Regions from separate parts of the Homo sapiens genome. Here region 1 is linked to region 2. Evidence: read pairs that join two places in POLR2A ChIA-PET (ENCODE). Cell type or tissue: endothelial cell of umbilical vein. All regions are shown on one strand. Each heading gives the region's core, and the rest is flanking DNA. Links, peaks and the distances in the headings are about the cores only.

Region 1 (10,057 bases), core at 1,424-9,423, 170 kb after region 2:
ATGGGGCTACCAAGTCACATAGGGGTCTGCTGGGGCTTCCATAAGAAAATACCACTGCCTCAGAGGCTTCAACAGCAGAAACTTATTTTTCCACAGTTCAGGAGGCTGGAAGTTCAAAATCAAGGTGTTGGCAGATTTGTTTGTTCTTGAGGCCTTTCTCCTTGGCTTGGGGATGGCCGCCTTCTCGCTGGGTCCTCACGTGGTCTTTCCTGTGTGTGCACAGCCCGGGTGCTTCCTGTACATGCTCGTCTCTTAAAAAAAACATCAATCAGATTAGACTAGGATCCACCTCAAAGACCTCATTTTAACTTAATTACCTTTTAAAAGATCCTCTCTCTAAATACAGTTACTCGAGGGAGTTAGTTAAAGTTTCAACATACGAATTGGGAGGGGGGCGCGATTTGGCCAGAACACTCAGCGCATAAGTGGTGATATGAGAGGGCCACCCTGAACCCATGTCCTTTCCTTTCAGCCACGCCCTCCCCAAGCCCTTTGCAAATCCTGCTTCAAAGCCCTCACCCCTCTGTTCACTCGCACCTTCAAGATTTGCAATCCCGAGCTAACCTTCAGCACCTTCCAGGGTCCAGAGTTGCAGGCAACAACCTGCTCTGGCCTCCATGTGGAAATGTGGGCTAAGAAGTAGATGTCCTTTCATCTCAGGCATGAAAGGTATCTGTGCTCAGGAAAAGCCTTCAGCAGGAAGCGACGCCTACCTACACGCAGGCTTTTACAGGCTACTTTTGTGTTTGGACTATTTATGTATTATTTGGTTCAGAGTTACCTCCCTTCAGACCATAGAGGCTCCAATTCTTTTTTTTTGTTTTTTGTTTTTTGTTTTTTTTGAGATGGAGTCTCGCTCTGTCGCCCAGGCTGGAGCGCAGTGGCGCGATCTCGGCTCACGCAACCTCCGCCTCCCAGGTTCAAGCGATTCTCCTGCCTCAGCCTCCCGAATAGCTGGGACTACAGGCACGTGCATAGGGGCTCCAATTCTGTTTCTTACTAGGATACTCTCTTTCTGCAAGCTTAGGAACCCTTAGGAACCCTTGTCATTCTCTTTTCCTGGGACTCCCCTCCTCTCCTTACTCTTTCCTTCTTTTCTTTTCCACGGGGAGCCTCAAATCACAAATATGTCTGGGTAGGACAATGTCTTCCACTAAGGGGGGAATATTGGGGTCATCTTTTATTAAGAAGAAAGCGATTGAAATGACACACTTGAACATATTGCTATTAGAAGCTTGAAAAGTATTTCCCTCATTAACGTAAAAGGGAAAAGGGGAGCTAGCAATCTTGTTGATCAGCAGCTGCAATTTATTTTAAACTGTCCATTTTCTGGATGTCAGAGGACGACTTTTATGTATAATCTTATTTCCAATTTCAACAAAGAACACTTCACTCATGTTCTGTGCAGATTTTTTTTCATAGACAATAACCGATTATAAAAGCGGTTCTCAGCCACCCACCGCCCCCCCGCCCCATCTCGTAGTGGTGTTGACATATGGAAATGAATCAAAATGTAATACGCATAATTACAAGCATTGTAAGCAGGGTACAATTAGTGTCTCTTCAAAGCAATGTTGTAATCAAAAGGCACCACTAAAACAGTCCAAGGAGTGAGAAGACTATCCAAGGAATTAGACACGGATTGGAAGGAAGTTTCTTTCTTTTTTTTTTTTTCTCCTCTCTTCTCCTGTGTATAGATACTAAAGTTGCCTCCTATTCTATTCCTGAGTGGGTGCAGAGAAATCAATTCTAATTATTTTCTCCACCCATCGAGTTGAACACAGACAAGGAAGCCTCGCTTTAAAAATAAACCCAGCCACATGGAAGGGGGGGAGGTCTCTTTTTTGAAGCTTATATTTGGAGAGTGTCTTTTAATGTCACAAATCCCTGGGGAAGTGTCAGGAATGAGCTGGCCAACTGGGTCCCTGTTGGGAGAATTATCTCCCTGGATGCCTTCTGTGTAGCCAAACCGCATTTTAGGATAGAGGTGAGGGCTGGGGGTGGGGCCGGCGGTTGGGGGGTGGGGGGTTGTTTTTACAGTAGTTGTAAAATTTCAGTGCATTTTTTTATATCGAATCCTTTGCCAACATTTAAAAATAAGGAGGTGTTCGCATCAAAGTTGTGATTTTCACCACCTCCTGAGAAATGACGGGAGCTGACCACATGTAACCCACACCCTCATGGGACATCCTTCACTGGTGCCTGGCACCAGCGGGCCCTGGAAACAGGATGGGTGACTCCTGTTCACCATCTATTCCCAGCCCAGCTCCTGTGAGTATCTTATTTTTGCCTCCATTACTGAATGTAATGAACCATGGGGGCCCTGCTCACCTGCCACTTGCAAAGGAGCTACTGTGCCTGGCCACTTTCCCTTTCCCTTAGTCCCCTGCATTTACCACTTTCTTCCATCTCTCTGAGATGCACTTTCCTCCCGAAAATTCCTATCACCACCCACTCCCGCCCAGCCCAGCTTTGGCGTCTCCTCCACTAGAAGGTGTTCACTGGCCATTGCCACCTACCCCCCAAAACCTCCAAGCAGCATCCGTCACCCTTGACCTTGTGCGTGCCTCTTTGAATGAACTCTTCACACCACAGCTCAACCCCACCTCAAGGTTCATCTGGGCGTTTTTCCCTCGCCTGCAAGCCCCTTGGAAGTGAAGGCCCTGCCTTCTTTATGGCTACATCCCAAATGCAGAATAGAATCTGGCACATGGGAGGTGTGAAGTCCTTGTTTGAATTTTTGAATGAATTATTCAATGAGAGCTGCCTCTTTGTTGTCTCCAAAGGGAGGCTGGAATAAGAAAAAAGGAGAAAGTGATGATTACAGAGAACCCACTCTGTACCTGCCATTCGGCCTAGGTTGGGCCCCATAAGTTAAAGAGAGAATCTCAGGCTCCACCTTTCACCTTAAAATTGATCAGCTGTTAAGACATTGACCCCCCGCCAAAAGCCAGTCCTCAGTGTAAGGTAAAATCTGATACCAGTGGTTAAAATCTTCTTTAAATATCAATCTAGTTACCTATACACACATTTATATTGCGATCTGTACCTACAATATCTTTCATCTAAATCTCATTTCAGTTTTGGGTTGATCATAACAGCAAGCATTTGAAAACTATGGAAAGACCCATCACTAAGGCACTAGTTTGACATATTGCGCTGTATTTAAGTACTGGAATATTCTGACACCACGAACATCAGATGGCCACTTATGAGCACAAGAAGGAATTCATCCAAGGGCATAAGTCAAACCATGATGGGACATGAGGGGGCTGCCATGTCTGAAAACCATGGCTCTTCATCTATAAACACATATGTGAGAGAGATGGTTAGAACTGTTTGAGCTAAATGTTAAGTATGGTCTTCCTAAGCAAGGAGCTTTCTGATGATTTTTGTTATAAGTTTCCATTCTCCCAGAATATTTCATATTAATTGTGACTTTTTTTCCCCAAAGCCCTAAAATGGCTGTAAGCTCATTGCTCTGGTATCTCATTTTCCCTTCCTCTCCTGTCTGATTGCCTGACCTTCCCTGCAGGTGCCATGATCAGTGTGTGATGGAGTGGGTCTGGGCCAATTTCTCCCATTTTGGCAAAGTCTCAGCTGACTTTGTTCGCGTTTTCAGTTCCAGAAGTCAAGGCCCCATATTGAGCTGGATTTTGCAAATATTTGATCCTGAAGCAGAGTCATCAAAAGTTCAGATGAGAAGGAGCCATGGAGATGATCAAGAATAAGCCCTATTTAGTGCAGATGGGGACACTGAGGCCCAGGAGAAGGGTGTTGGAAATAGCCGGTAGTCAGAGCCAGGCGTAGCTGGCTCAGAATGCTGGTTCTGTCACTTCCTGGCTGGGTGATCTTGAGCCAGTCCTTTCCCCTCTGTGTTATTCCATCCTGTATCTCATTTATAAAACTGGAAAAATAATAGCAATTTCAGCTAAGGGTTATTCTAAGGATGAAATGGGAGAGTAACTGGGCCTGAGCTTTTGAAAACTGCAAAACACTCTCAGATTAGAATTCTCACCATGAACTTGAACGAATATCCCCAACCATGGGAAATATATATATATATATTTATTTATTTATTTATTTATTATATATAATAAAAATTATATATATATAATAAAAATCGGGCTGGGTGCAGTGGCTCATATCTATAATCCCAACACTTTGGGAGGCTGAGACAGAGGACCTCTTGAGTTCAGGAATTTGAGATCAGCCTGGGCAACATAGCAAGACCCCATCTCTACAAAAAACAAAAAATTAGACAGCCTTGGCGGTGCACATCTATAGTCCCAGCTATTCCAGAGGTTGAGGCAGGAGGATTGCTTGAGCACAGGAGTTCAAGGCTGCAGTAAGGTATGATTGTGCCATGCACTCCAGCTTGGGAGACAGAATGAGACCCCATGTCAAAAAAATAAAATAAAATAAAAATTCGGATCATCAGAACACTGGAGCTCCTGGGAAGACTATACCAATCTCACATTTGCCGAGATTTGGAGTCTACGCTGCTGGGACTGAGTGGACCCTGGGATGTTCTTATTTCCCCTAGAGGCTGCCCTCTCCCCTCAATGAACAGCTTAAACTTTCTTACAAATGCCTCCTGGCTAAGGGCCTTCTGGGGACACTCTCAGAGGGTGTCTCTCCTGGGTTGGGGATCCTCTAATCAAGAAAAAGTGGTGGAGGAGGAAGTTGTGAGGAGAAGCAATAATCAACTCCGGGTCAGCAAGGCGGCTGACCAGGGGCCTAGCAGGAGGAAACCTCTCTGGAAAGGGCTCCCACCCAGCCGGCTCTCCCACAATGCACCAGGTGCCTTCTGCTGATAAGAACGGGCCGCGCAACCTTGAGGCGTGCGACAGGAATAGACGAGAAACGTGTCTATTCTTGAGGTCTGTAAAAGGAAACTCCTGTTTGCTGAAGAGCAGGCCGATAGGAGAGGAAAAGGGTCAAGGCCTTGGGTGTTATTTCCCCTCCGATTTTTTTGTTTTGTTTTGTTTTGTTTTGTTTTCCACTTTTTTTTTTTTTTTTAACTAAAGGGAAAAGGGAATGTTGCATTTACCTGGGAGGGTGGATGGCAAGATGTGGAGATTTAAAGGAGTTGGAATGAGCTCTGAGATTTCAACCCTGAAACTGTGATTTTGTCCTGAGTGTGAAGTTGTGGAAGACTTTTATTTCTTCTTTATCCTTTGCTAAATTTTGCCAGATATTCTTATTGTGAGTAAGCACTGTGCTTCTAATGAGGAAAAAATTAAATAAAAGTTGGCTTTGGATGCAAGTTTTGAATTTCATGTCTGTCTTTCATTTTTATTTTTAGAAATAGGGTCTCGCTTGTTGCCCAGGCTGGAGTACAGTGATGCAATCATAGCTCCCTGCAGCCTTCAACTCCTGGGCTCAAGTGATCCTCCTTCCTCAGCCTCCCAAGTAGCTAGGACGACAGTATACTCCACAATGCCCCATTAATTGTTATTTTTTATTTTTTTGTAGAAACGGGGTCTCCCTATGTTGCCCAGGCTGGTTTCAAACTTCTAGCCTAAAGTGATCCTCCCTCCTTGGCCTCCCAATGTGCTGGCATTACAGACATGAGCCACCGTGCTTGTCTGGATTTCATTTCCTGTTTGCTCTGAGTACAGTTACTAAAGCAGAAGAGTATGTTTTCTGTGATCCAGGGACAATCTCCAAGTGCGGTACTGCTCATCTAGAGAAGATGGACAAGACGGTTACATGCCCCACACTCCATTGCTGGGGAAATGTTCTGGAAAACAGCTGGGCAGTTTCTTATGAAGTTAAACATACACTTATCATATGACCCAGCATTCTCACTCCTGGATATTTACTGTAGAGAAACAAAAATTTATCTTCACACAAAAATCTATACATGAAAGTTTGTAGCAGGTTTATTCATGATAGCCCCAAACAGGAAATAACCCAGATGTCCTTCAATAGTTGAGTGTTTAAACAAACTGTGATACATTCATGTGATGAAATACTACTCAGCAATGAAAAGGGAAAGATCATTAATACATGCAACACCCTGGATGGATCTCAAAGGCATTATGGCAAATGAAAGAAAGCCAGTCTCAGAAGGCGATGGGCTGGGTGATTCATTTCCATAACATTCTCGAAGTGACATCATTACGATGGTGGAGAACCCATCAGTGGTTACCAAGAGTGGTTGGGGTGGGGTGTGGCTATCAGGGGTAGCCTGAGTTTTTTTGTGATGATCAACAGTTGTGTATCTTGGTCATGGTAATCGTTACTCAAATTTATATATGATAGGATTTCATGGAATTTTATACACACACACACACACACACACACACACACACACACACATGCAAAGTTCACATAAAAGTATAGAAATCCAGGGCTGGGCATGGTGGCTCATCCCTGTAATCCCAGCACTTGATTGAGTCCTGCTTGAGTCCAGGAGTTCCAGACCAGCCTGGGTGACATGGTGAAAACCTGTCTCTACAAAAAAAAAAAAAAAAAAAAAAAAAATACAAAAATACAAAAAAAAACAACAACAAATCTCCAGTGAAATCCAAATTAGGTTATTTTCGAATTAATAGTATTATACTAATGTCAATTTACAGGTTTTGATAACTTTACTATGGTCATGTAAGATATTATCATTAGGGGAGGCTGGGTGAAGGGTACATAGGAACTCTCGTGACAATTTTTGCAACTTCTTGGGAATCATAAACTATTTACAAATAAAATCATATTAAAAATATGAAAAGAAAAAATATTTTTAAAAAATCTACCTCCAGCTGGCCCTTAGGGTTAGTGGTTGAGGATAGAAAGGCAAATGAGGGCTATTTGAAAGAAACTCAAGACATGGTTCAGCATGCCCCTGAATGTCAATGTGGCCACAATTAGCAAACATCACCTCCAGAACCAGTGAGGCCTGGAAGAATCATAAAGTACAAAAGTCATGGCAGCAACAGTAGCTAATTATTCTCTTCCAACTGACTTATTGCTATTACCATCCTAAATTTTCAACAACAATGACAGCAATGAAAAACAGTCTCTAATGTCAGTAGCAGAACTACCCAGTGGTTGGGATTATGGATTCAGGATTCAGGAAAATTTGGTTGATGATGGCTTCTCTATCAAATAGCTGTGTGGTTCCAGGCAAGTATATTTTCCTAGCTTCTCTGAGTGATATATTGTCCATATAAAAATTGGATGCATCAGGATCCTTTCAGATTTGAGTAACAGAAACCCAATTCAACTTGCGTGAGAGACGAGGAATGTATTAGTTCGCAGAACTGTAAAATCAAAAGCTCTACTAGCTTCAGATATGGTTGGATCTAGGTGCTCACAGAGTGTTCTCAGAACTGTATCTCATCTCCACTCTGCTTTCTTTGTGCTGGTTTCATTCTTAGGCAGGACCTTCCCTCATGATGACAAAGGGGATGCCAATAACTCTAAGCCTACATCCTGTTATTGTTCAGCCCTTGTCATTGAAAAAACAGCCCTTTCCTGATAGTCACAGCTAAAGTCCTGCAATCAAGTCTCATTTCTGGAATTTATCACATGCCCATCTCTCTGACCATCACTAATACCAGAGGAATGGAACGCACTTATTAATCAGGGCTAAACCATGGCTGGACTCCTGCTCTCCCATAGCAGTCAGAGAACAACCCTATTAGAAGCACATGAGAATGTTTTTCGGGAAGAAAATCAACATATCTTTAGCATAAAGAAGGAAGATTGGAAATTGGGCTGGCAGAATCAACAGATGTCAGGAAAAGAGGAAAATAGCATCATTATAAGGACAGAATATTACATGAGACGGTTAAAGCACCCATTAGGAGGTTAACAAAGAGCTTTTCTCAACGAAGCACAGTGGCTCATGCCTGTAATCCCAGCACTTTGGGAGGCCGAGGCAGGTGGATCACTTGAGCTCAGGAGTTCGAGATCAGCCTAGGCAACATGGTGAAACTCCATCTCTACAAAAAATTTTTAAAAAATAGCCAGTGATGGTGGCAGGTGCCTGTAGTCCCAGCTACTAAGCAGCCTGAGGGGGGAGAATCACTTGAGCCAGGGAGGCAGAGGTTGCAGTGAGCTGCGATCACAACACTGCCCTCTAGCCTGGGTGACACAATCAGACCCTGTCTTAAAAAAAAAAAAAAAAAACAAAAAAAACAAACTTTTCTCTTTTCTCCACTTTCACTGGTCAATACTGTTATGAAATGAATCTGGTGCTTTGAAGAATTCAGCCTGCCATTTGCACCCACTCAGCTGTCTCAGGCAAGTCCCTCAGCAGCACCTGGCTCCCTTTCTTACAGAGCCTTCCCCAATCCTGAGCTATTTTCCATTAGTCCCCATTTGAGATTTTGCCTTCCTTACCAAACTGCTTGCCTTTGAAGAGTCTCATTTCTTCTTTCCTTTGAAAATTAGGGCCAGCCAGCATGAATGGCTGTGTGCCAGGCACAGTGCTAGACACTCTTCATTGTAAATTGTCACCCTAAGGGCAGATGGCATAGCTCCATTTTGCAGATGAACAAACTGAGTTTCAGAGGGGGACCAGCACATAGTTTGAAAATGGCAGAGCCTGATCTCAAACCCAGAGGCTTCAAATGCCATTGGCTTCAGAAGAAACCCCCTCAGTATCCCACAAGATTTCACCAGCGAAATTCAACCGGCAAAGCAGACCCAAGCATGGAACCTCCCCCACCTGCTCCAGTTTCTCCTGTTCCCATTCTAATGGGCTGCTATTTCTCTCTCTCTCTTTATGAAGCTGATCTACTGGAGACCAGGGCATTAATATCACTGTAAACCAAGCCCGAGATGGAGCAATTAGCGGCACAATTACTTCCTCTGCTCCACTTTCACCAGAGCCCAGAAATAGCATTCCATCCAGCATGCTATGCTAGGCTGGGGCACTGTTTTAATGGGGCTGAGGAACCCTTGTTCTTGCCCAATACATTATTAAAATGAAATGTGTGCTTATTATGATCAACCAACTTGTGCAACGCAAATCAGAAAGCACCTTTTTGGTGGCTGGATTATGGGCTGGTGTCAAGGAAGTCCCCTCGTCTTCTAAGCAAACCACACTTGTTCCCTCTTCACTCAATTGCTGTCCTTTCAACACACACGCACATGCACACACACGTACATGCGCACACACGCATGCATGCCTGATGGGCTTTTTTCTTCCTCTTAAAGTGATACAAAAGAAGCTCCTTTTCTTTATGTTTATCTTTTCCATTTCCTGCCCCTCCTAACCCAGGAAGTCTGGTTGCCGTTGTCTTATTCTGTGTGAGCCAATGTGTGCATGCATGCGTGTGTGTGCATGTGTGTGTGTGTGCTTGTGTGTGTGTGTGTTTCCTGGTCATTATTTTTCCTAACTGCATCCCCTTGAGTCGAAACTCAACCACGTTTGGAAAATAAATAGTGCTAGTGCTACATTTGTTAAAGCTGGAGCCCGTTGTCATGAGCAGCCTGGTTGTTGGGTACTCTGTGCGTGTGTCCAGAGAAATGGAATCATTCACCGGGCCAGGCTCTCTGGCTAAGCTAGGAGCAGTATTCTGTGACTCCCTTCAATGCCTGGTTTTCTGGGTTTCTTTGTTTGTTGGTTTGGTTAGATTGGGACACCCAGAAGGGCTGACATGTTTAGCCAAAGCCAGCATGCTTAGTGACGTTCGAGCATTTTAAGAAAATTACAAAAGCTCGCGTTTCCTGAGAACCTACTCTGAGCCAAGCACTATGCGACAGCTGCATCTACAGTGTCTGGATTGGATTTAGTTTTCTAGGTGTGATTCACCCAGCATGCCAGAGCCCTTGGATGTAGAATCTGGCATACAATAGGCAATTAGTATTAATAATAACAATAACTAGAACTCATTTGCATACTGTGTCCTGGGCAGTATGTAAATCTTACATGGTATTAATATTTTGTAGATTAATATTATATATTTAGTAATAATGTATCTGATTTAATGAAAAGTGTTTCCAACATACAGATAAAGATAGAGATAATATCATAAACACCAGCTTTTAAAAATCTTAACCTTATGGTCTCTTTGCTGCAGATTTTTTTCTTCTTGAACAAGAC
Region 2 (10,057 bases), core at 844-8,843:
TCCGGCTTCTTTTGCTTATGCATATGCCTGTGAGATTCGCACATGGATGTAGCAGTAGATTGTGCTTTACTGTGTGTAGGATGTCATGTTATTTATATATATATCAAACTTCCCTTGATTCACCTTCCCCTCCTTCCTTTTCTCCCACCTCCTTCCTTCCTTCCTTTCTCCCTCAACTCTGGCATGGGCCATGTGAGACCCTGTATTCAGCTCCAGCCATATAGAGCTTGGCAAGTCTCAGACCCTTGAGAGGCAGACAGGGACACGGCCCTTAACCGTCCAGGGAGGTGAGTGAGATAATAAAGGCTGCAAGGTGCCCAGGGGCCCAGGGGAGAGAGAGGTAATGTGTGGGACCTGGGCTGATCCTCTCCAGACTGCCTGCTCAGTGCCTGTCTGCTCATGTCTCCATCTTTCTGTTCATCCACCCACCCACCACACGTCAATGACCCTCCCCAAGGTCAACCTTAGGGAAAGTTGCCCTTTCCTGCTCCCCTCTTCCTCACCCAGGTTTTCCCTTTCAAATCCCCCTTGTGTGAGCAGCTACTCTCACTAAACAAAGCAGCCAACTGCAACCCAGCCAGGCACTGGGAACCCACATTGGAGCCGGATTTGCTTTGGGGTAAGAAAAAAAATATGGCCAAATGTTGAGAATCGGGCGTTTGAAGTTCGCACTCCAGGACGCTGAGCCGGGGGAGATCACACCTCCCTTGGCAAGGAGCCCCTCAGTCTGCCCGTCCGGCTGCTGAGCCCGAGCGCTCGGGCCCCCAGCCTCTCCACATCTCGCCTCCCCCAGAAGGAGGGTGGGTTTGGCTGCTGCGCCTGAGCTGCGGGAACTGACACCCCATGTTTGGGAGCCACGTGAAACCTTCTGTCTGAGGAGTGGGATGTCCCTCCCACCTCTTGTGGGTTGGCCTGGGGTGGGGGCGGGGGAGCGCCAGGAAGAGACTGAGAACGAGGGTGGAAGAGATGCGATGGTAATTGCTTCCCAAGCCTGGGGAGCCCCACACCTGCCTGAGGTCCAGCCTCACAGAAAAGTCCCAGCCCCTAGAAATCACATGGGCAAAGGGAGAACTGGGCACATCTAGGTGGCCTCAGAAATTTATTTCCCCTCTGAGCATCTGTTTCCCTTCTCCAACACGGGGATAATACCATGAATATTAGGTGCAATATTGCATGCAGAGCTCTCAGGCGAGAGGCAGTCCCCAGTGAGGCTCTGACGAACACGATTACCATTGCTGAGTAGCAAGCCATGTGCCAACACCTTTGTGACAAGTCTTTTCAGTACTCTACACCTCAGTTTCCCCTTCTGTATGATGAAAATACCAATCTCTATTGCAGGGTTAGTCATGAGGGGTTAAACAAAGTAATGTGAGTACGATCCCTGCAAAGTTCTGGCACACAGTAGGTGCCCCATAAATCTTAATCTTCTCAAAGAACCTCTGCGGGCCAATGTGTTGCCTTTCTAAAAATTAGAAGCCTGTTTATTCCTCTGGGTAAATGCAGCTCTCTGCCAGGGTGCATGACTGTTACAGAATGGGAACTGGGTTTCAGCCACTGGTCTTTTACTCAATCAGGGGTTCTTCGTCAGTGTGCAACCTGCACAGCTGTCCGCCTATTCTGTATCCTGGGAGCCCTCGGCTCTATTGATAGCTCTTGTTTTAGCGCCTAGTTCTGTCTCACACACTTCAATTCTTCTTTGTTTTCTGATGCTGGTTGCCCAGCCAATAACTGCCTCTCTCCGCAGCCTCTGACCTCCTGAAAGAAACACCGCAGGTGCAGTCAAAAGACTTGGATTTGCACGAGCTGTGTAACCTGGGGCAGGTGCCTTCCCCACTCTGGGCTTCCGTTTTCCTGAATGCAAAACGAAGATATTTGGTTAGTTGACTTCTGAATGGCATTCCAACCATGGTAACCAGATTTTTGTTCTTTGTAAATTCATTATATCAAAGCGTTATTATTTATGACTCTCAAATATAAACTTTATTGTTTTCAAACTTCATCTTTTGCCAGCAGAAAACTCCCAGTTGTTCCAGAGGTCCCAGATGAACAATTTCTGGTGGCTGCAAGCATTCCCAGCAAATGATGGCATGTTCAAGGCATTATGCAGGTCATAATCCCATCTCACCTTCCTTTTATCACCCTCTCTTTCTACTCTCCTCTTCATCTCTCTTGTTTTCTTCGCTTGTTATTTTAGTCTCTCTTTCCTCCCTCCCTACTTTCATTTTTCTTTCATTCTCTCATGTTATAGACTGAATTGTGGCCTCCCCAGGCTCATATGTTGAAGCCCCAATTGGCAATGTGACTGTTTGGATATAGGGACTTTAGGGAGATGATTATGATTAAATGAGGTCATAAAGGCAGGGCTCTAACCCAATAGGACTGGTGTTCTTATAAGAAGAAGAAGGGACATCAGAGATCTCTCTCAGAGCACAGGGAGAAGAAACGCCATGTGAGGACCCAGCAAGAAGGTGGCTGTCTGCAAGCAGAGAAGAGAGCACTCACCAGAAACAGAATTTGCTGGCACTTGTATCTTGGACTTCTGGCCTCTGGAAGTGTGAGAATATAAATTTCTGTTGTTTAAGCCACCCAGTCTGTGGTATTTTGTTACTGCAGCTGGAGCTGACTAATACTCTCTGTTTTAAAAGATTTTCATGAGTTATCTTTGCTTAGCAGACTCTTGCTACTATCTGCATCGATCTACACTGGGCTTGAGCATGAACATCCTGAGGGGCCACCCTGCTCTGATGCCAGGCCCTGCAGGGGCTCCATGACCATGGGGCATGAGTGAGTTCACAGCACTGAGATGCACATGAACAGGGCTTCAAACCCCAGCTCACCTCTGATGCCCCTGTGAGTGTGGGCACATGGCTTTAAAACCTCCACTTCCTCATCTGAAATCTCCCGTCATGTCCTCCCTGGGAGCTGAGGGATGGGGCTCTAGTTAGATATTTGGAGGCAGGGATGTGTAAGTTGGAGGAGACCAAAATGTCCTGTTGGAGACCAATGCCCTTGGTAAGAGACTTTCACAGCCTCTAGATGGTCTGGGCTTCTTATTAATGGCAGCTGGCACTTAGAGAATCTGAGTTCTGACCCCAGCATTTAGCTTGAGTCAGATGTTATGTGCATTGCCTCCATCAGTCCTCATGGCAGCCCTAGGATGCTGGCCCCACTATCAAACAGCATCAAGCAATGGTTAGAGAGCCAGACCCTGGAGCAAGATGGCCTGGGCTTGCATCTTGGCTCTGACCTGTACCAGCTGGGTGACCTCTGTTTTCTCATCTGTTAAATAGGGAGAGTGATTTAAAATCCACCTTATGGGGAGATTGAGGAGACTAAATAAGTAATGACTCTTAGAGCAGTGTTGGTTACAGAGCAGGTCATCAGTGAGTGTTCGTGATCATTACCATTTCCATTTTACAGATGAGGAAACTAAGGTCTAGAGTAGCTGTGGTCATATAGTCATAATCCAAACCTGGCCACCAGACTCCAAATTCCTGCTCTGAATACCACCTGCTCTTATTTGCAGTGTGACAGCTCTTCACCTGACAAGAGGATGTTGTCATCTTCCTGACATCCCCCAGCACCTGCATAGTGAGATGCAAATCTACCTCAGGGCACTCAGATGCCACCAGACATGGATGTAGCCACCGATTCTCCAGACACATCTTGCCCTTTCATTTGATGCTCTACTGGATCTTAAAATGACAGTCAGGCTACCTGTTTCCTGTCTGCACACCTTTGGCTACACTCTCTGCTACTCATCTTTCAAGGCCAAGTTCAAACATCACCTCCTCACGGAAGCCCTCCTGGTGTCCTCCTGATTGTTCCTACAACCTCTGCATCTATTTCCACAGCAGCCCTTGACACATCATGTCCTGTAACATGTCTGCTTGTCCATTCTCCTCTGAGTGTGAGCTCCTTGAAGACACAGCGATTCTCCAGGGCCTAGCACAATCTCTGCCATATAGTATGTGCTCAATAAATACTTACTGAATAAGTGAATAAATGGAGCAATAACATACTAATTGAGTGGATGAATAAATGGAGGAATAACTATAAAATTGGCTGGAATCGTGGTATCATTCTCTAAACTTCCAGGGACATCATTATACTTTATTATCACAATATTTTTTTTAAATCAGCCCTTCTTAACAGTGTCTTTCATAAAGCAAAATTATTTAAATTTGATCAAGTTCAATATATTGATTTTTAAAATTGTATAACTCATGCATTTTTGGGTTTTTTTGTGTGTGTCTTACTTAAGAAATCTTTCCCAAACTCAAGGTCATGAAGAATTTTCTCTTATTTTTTCATAGGAGTTTTATATTTCTTGAGGCCATGAACAGCGTCTGTCACATTCATCTCTGTGACTCTAGTACTTAGCATAGTGTCTAGTACGTAAGTCTCAATAAACGAATAAATGTATGATGGGTGAGCAGTGAGTGAATAATATCCCACTCTCCACCCACTGAATCCATGTGCATGGAGCTGAGGGGTAAGTAGGTGGATCAAAAACAAAAATAAGAACAAAAACAAAATACCCAACCAATTTCTTCTTCTGGAAGTCTAGCTAAAACTCATTTTGAACTGATTTCCTTAAAAAATGATCAAAATTCTGTATTGCACAGAATAAGAACTGTTAAAGATTTGAAAATTGTATTAATATTAAAAATTAAAAGTGTCTCTTTATTAACAGCAACAGAGTAAAAAGGCAAGCCACAGAGTGGGAGAAAACTATTTGCAATACATGCAAGTGGCAAAGATTCGTACCCAGAGTAAAAAAAAAAAAGACAACTCAAGAGAAAAACAGGCAAAAACACTTGATCAGGAACTTTACAAAAGAGGACAAACACGTGAAAAGGTGGGTAACCTCATTCATTAGTCGCCAGAAAAGTGCAAATTAAAACACACTGAGATCCCACTATGAACCCATCAGGGTGGCTAACACAATAAAACATAATATCAAGCATTGATGAAGATACGGAGCAACTGGAACTCTCATAGTTGGTAGAATGTGAAATGGTACAACCACTTTGGAGATCTATTTTTCAGCATCTACTAAAGCTGAACATACACCTACCCTATAGCCTAAGGATTCCACTTCTAGGAAACATCTACATATGTTCACCAAAGTCACACCCAAGAATATTCATCACAGCACTATGTGTAAGAGTCCCCAAACTGATGATTACCCAAATGTCCACCAGTGATAGAATGGATGTGTAAACTGTGAAATATTCCCACAGTGGAATATTATCTAGAAGTAAAAATGAACAAACTGCTGCAACACATGACATGCAGCGACATGGATGAACTTCACAAAATAATACTGAACCAAAGAAGCCACACATAAAAGAAAACATACTGTGTAAGTCCATTTACATAAAGTTCAAAAACAAGAGAAAGCAGTCTATGAAGGTGGAAAGCAGGAAAGAGTAGTTATCTTGGTGGTGTAAGAACTAGTGGTGCTGGGGCTTGAGAGCTGTTTTTGGGGTGCTGGTAATTTCTATTTATCAATCTGGGTGCTGAATCCTTGGGTGTGTACACCTAGTAGAAAGTCATCAAGTTGCATACTCATGATGTGTTCACTTTTCTGTGTATATATATCCTACATCAAAAAAAAATTTTACTTAAAAAGAAATTGCCCTGCCAAGTTAGGTTTGGGGTGATATTCCCAGCTGCATCCCTGAGCCTTGGTGCCAGCTGGGCCAGGGGGCCTTACTTCCTTCCTCTTGCTGTTTCTCAGAGCCTGCACCAGGGAGAAGAAATCTTTTTTTCCCTTCTTACTCTTTCCTCTCCCTTGGCCTGGAGCTATTGTACATATGCAAATGCAGCAATGTCAGCTATTGAGAGAAGCTCAGCTATTTATAGCTGGAGTCTTGCAACACTTATCACAGCCTCTGCAGACTTTAGAAAGGCTGAAACACACACACACGCACACACACACATACATGCACACACACACATGCATGCAAACGCACACACACTACACAGAGTATATTTTTTTCCCCAGGATATAAATTTCCCATCCCATTGCAGTCTGGGCCGTTGCATGCAACATTGATTGTCTGTTATATTACATTTATTAAGAAGTGATAACTTGTAATAATTGGATGTTAAATTAAAGAACTCTCTCCTAGTTATTGCCGTCTCAATTATAACTGTCGTTGGCTGGCAGTTATAATGATATATGAGGGTTGTATTTTACGCAGCCGACCATGACCTGGTGAGTAATATTCCCCCAGCTATGGGGGCACTCATGCACTCCTTGGCTTCCAACGCCTTGCTTGGGTGCTGATTGGAATATTAAGTTTCTGCAAGACTGAGATGCCGAAATCCACACGGAGAGCCGCGACTCCACAGCTGAGAGCCCCCTCTGGCAATCTCCACCCGCCTCCTGCTTCTCCTCGCTGGTACATGTCCAACTCATTTCGGCTTTGTTTTATGGTTATAGGAATCAGGTTTATTTGGTGAGTTATAAAGTCGTAAAACGTGGGTGAGAGCGTGTTTGTGGTTTCCTTTAAGATGAAGCTTCTGCAATTAGCTCTTGGGTCCAAGTGCCAGTGGACAGAGACAGTTGCAAGTGGAAAGCAGGAGGGTGGAGGGATTGGATTTATTTAGAAGCATCTGATGGCTGATCCTTCTAAATAGAAGGTGGCTGAGTTTCTGCAGGGGTATCAGGGAGAAGAAGCTGGCAGCTCTGAGGCTCTGGAGTGGAGGCCTAAGTGGAGTGCTGAGGGCTTTCAGTGGTTGCTGTTGCTCTAGGCTTCTGACCCCTGCCCAGGTGAGAGGGCCTGAACTTACTTAAGGGGCCACTGTGGGCCCAGGTCTTGGGGACAAGGCACTCTCTCGTCCCCTCTCTCTATGGATAGACAATAGGTTCAATGAGTCACTCATATACACCCTCTTTCTCATCTGCTTCCTTCCCTTCATCAAAGCCAGCAGAAGTGACTTCCAGCACATCAGCGGTGGCTGCAGGGCATTCAAGGAGGATCTGTTAAGAATGGGACCCTGGGGAACCCTCTGGACAAGCAGTCCTCGGGGAAGGTAGGGGTTATAATTCTGGACTACTCCCAGGGCTGCCAGTGACAAAGCACCACAAACCAAAGTGCTTAAAACAGCAGATATTTATTCTTTCCCAGTTCTGGAGGCTGGAAGTCTCGAAGTCTCGAATCAAGGCACTGGCAGGGCTGTGCTCCCTCTGCAGCCTCTAGGGGAGGATATTCCCTTGCCTCTTCTGGCCTCTGGGAGCTGCAGCGGTTCATTGGCTTGTGGCTGCCTCATTCCAATCTCTGCCTCTGTCTTCACACGCTGGTTGTTCCTCTTTGTGTGTGTCTGTGTCCAAATTTCCCTCTTCTTATAAAACTAACAGCCATTTGATTTAGGGCCCAGCCTACTCCAGTGTGACTTCGTCTTCACTAATGACATCTGCAAAGATCCCATTTCCAACTCAGGTCACATTTCAAGGGGTTAAGACCTCAACATATTTTTGGGGGAAGCAATTCAACCCATAACACCTTCCAATTTTACAGGCGAGAAAACAGTCTCAGGTACCTGCAGCGAGAGCCCAAGTTGACAGAGCAAGTAAATGGCTGAGCTGAGATTCCAGTGAGCTCTGTTTGGAGCACCATTCTGACTCCCTCTTCTCCTGTCAGCCTTTAGGCAGCTGGGGCGAGTGGCAGGGCTCTTGGTTCAAGGGAGATCAGGCCCCTTGCAGGTGGGGTGCTCTGGGTCTCACCAGAAGATGTCCACTGGCTTCTTTCTGAGGTCGAACAGCCAATGAATGAATAATTGCTTGAGTCACAAAAGTCATTCATTCAACAAATATTTACTGGGTGTCCCCGTTAATCCCAAACAAACCAGACAAAGATCTCTGCCTCAAGGAGGTAGCCTTTGGAAACAGAGAGACAGAGATAGAGAGAGAGAGAGAGAGAGAGAGAGAGAGAGAGAGAGAGAGAGAGAGAATGAGCACCTAAATAGGTTAAGAATAGAGAATGTCAAGGAAGGGAATACATGCCATGAAGAAATATGAAGCAGGAAGGAGGCTAGGTAGTGTTGTCTTATTACATGGGCTGGCAGCAAGCTCTCCCTAAGGTGACAGCTGGGACTGGAAAAGGGAAGGCAGTGGCATGTGGGGAAAGAACATCCCAGGCCAAGGGACCAGCAAGTGCAAAGGCCCTGAGGCCACCATGTGGGGCAGGCTACAGTGGGGTGAGTGGTGGGAACTTGGGGTTTTCCTCTGAGGGAGCTGGGACACAGGTCGGGGTGTCTCCAGCAGAGGAGGGACTTGACCTGACATACATTTTAACTTGCAGAATCAACAATTGAGAATGGCATAAAAACCCTGGGGACTCTTGGAGGTTGCTGCCATAAACAGGCGAAAGGTGCAGGTGGCCTGGACTTGGGTGGTGGCTGTGGAGGTGGTGAGAATTGAGTGGACTCTGTCTAAATGATGAAGTTGGAAGCAACAGCGCTGGCTGGCTGTATGTGGACTGGGATGTGAGCAGGAGAGAGGAGTCCAGGATGACTGCCAGGTTCTTTTTCTGAGCAAGTGGGAGGGTGGCACTGTCCTAGGCTGAAATGGGGACACCCGTGCAAGTGGAGTAAGTTGTGGGGGTGTCAGGTGGGGATCATGGTTGGAGTTTGGATGATGTTAGGTCTGGGTGTTGTTTAGATGTCAAAGGGGAGATGAAGAGGAGGAGAGGAGGCAGGTGGGCACGGGAGGCTGGTCACAGACATTGGGGCTGATGGCACCCACATGGCATTGAAACTGTTAGCCGAATGAGGTGTCCTAGGGAGGGCATGCAGGGGAGAAGAGTGGCTCCAGGAGTGTCCTGTTGTCAGGAGGAGAGGGCCCCACAGAGCTGATCAAAGGCACAGCCGGTGATGGGAACACAGCAGGATGGGAGGTGCCCGGGAAGGAGGCAAGGACTCCTTTGCAGAAGGCAGAAGTGACCTGATTCTGAGAAGCCCAATAAGACAGGATGAGTCTTGGCCATGAGGGAATCTGCAACTGGCCACAGGGGTGTTATTGGATTAACACCTGCCCCCTGATACATATTCATTCTGTGGATTCAATGTTACTTTCCTACAACAGAGAATAGAACCCCTTTATTTTATAATGGGGGAAATGGAGGGTGGTCAGATGAGTCAAATTGACAGAACAGGGACTAGAAGCTAGATGTCTTGACCATTGTCCCAAGGCCATCCCATCCCCTGATCTCACGATTCTACAAGAAACCAACCTTCCTTTAGGACTTCACTCTACTAACACTCTCCTCACGCAGGCCCTCAGGACAAGCCAATGAAGTCTCCTTGAGTTCACTTTAGGAATGAGACCCTGTTACCTGGCCAGGGTCACACAGTTGGAAGGTGGTGGGGCTGGGATTTGAACCTGGGTTCTGACTTCAAAGCCCATGCATTTTCCCACTGACCTGACCCTTGCACCTGTTGTTCCCTCTGTCAGAAACAGTGTTCCCTCTTTTACCCTCCATTTCCTCCCTACCTCCTACTTACCTTTTCAAGCTTAGCTTCAACGTCACTTCCCGGAAGGATCCTTCTGCTGGTGTCTGCTCCATCAGGACCCCCTCTCAGGTCTCAAAGATCACTGCTCCTTTCCCATAGCACCAACCAGAGTTTGAGATGAAATAATCATGGTGCCTGTGTTCATTTATAATCTGACCCTCTGTCTTGGCTCTAAATGCCAGGAGGCAGGGAGGGACCATGTCTGGTTTCCCTGCAGTTGTGCCCCCACTACATAGCACAACGCTTGGCGCATAGCAGGTGCTCAGAATATTTTTCTTATCTGGAAGGGAAACATTCACTGGGTGTGTCCTGACCTTTGGTTTAAGAGCTCTCACAATATGTAGCAATTGCTAGCGCATAGGCCAACTTGCCCCTGTCCTTTGCAGATGGACCAGGGCTTCCCAACCATATTTTTAGGAAAGATAAAAGGTATGGAGGAAGATATCGACACCCGACTCGGGTGTCTGCACAAGTCACCTTGCTGGCCTCCCCAGGCCCCTGATGACATCATCCAACACAGCTCAGCAGGGCC

The links. ChIA-PET counts read pairs that join two places held together with the same protein. Peaks named below come from ENCODE experiments on the same cell type or tissue, not always from the same donor. Only the 100,000 strongest peaks of a DNase experiment are listed, where the experiment ranks them.
Region 1: POLR2A ChIA-PET joins it to region 2 with 5 read pairs; 1 of 35 experiments calls an interaction of 5 or more read pairs at or near these places.

The regions. Positions count from the first base shown.
Region 1 is chr22:27,149,652-27,159,708 of GRCh38, reverse strand. No RefSeq gene overlaps it. Among named protein-coding and RNA genes, the nearest start is that of LINC01638, 70 kb to the left of the region's middle. In endothelial cell of umbilical vein, for the core only: no CTCF peak of the experiment used is centred there; DNase peaks (open chromatin) are centred at 4,828 and 7,548; H3K27ac peaks cover 2,782 bases.
Region 2 is chr22:27,314,509-27,324,565 of GRCh38, reverse strand. It overlaps LINC02554 (long intergenic non-protein coding RNA 2554), which reads right to left. Exons shown (of 2, transcript NR_134581.1): 1 at 9,517-10,057; 2 at 6,726-7,762. It overlaps LOC105372979 (a long non-coding RNA gene), which reads left to right and starts at 2,345. Exons shown (of 3, transcript XR_938121.2): 1 at 2,345-2,554; 2 at 2,674-2,850; 3 at 3,527-3,626. RefSeq lists enhancers at 3,964-4,133, 4,405-4,574. In endothelial cell of umbilical vein, for the core only: no CTCF peak of the experiment used is centred there; a DNase peak (open chromatin) is centred at 5,755.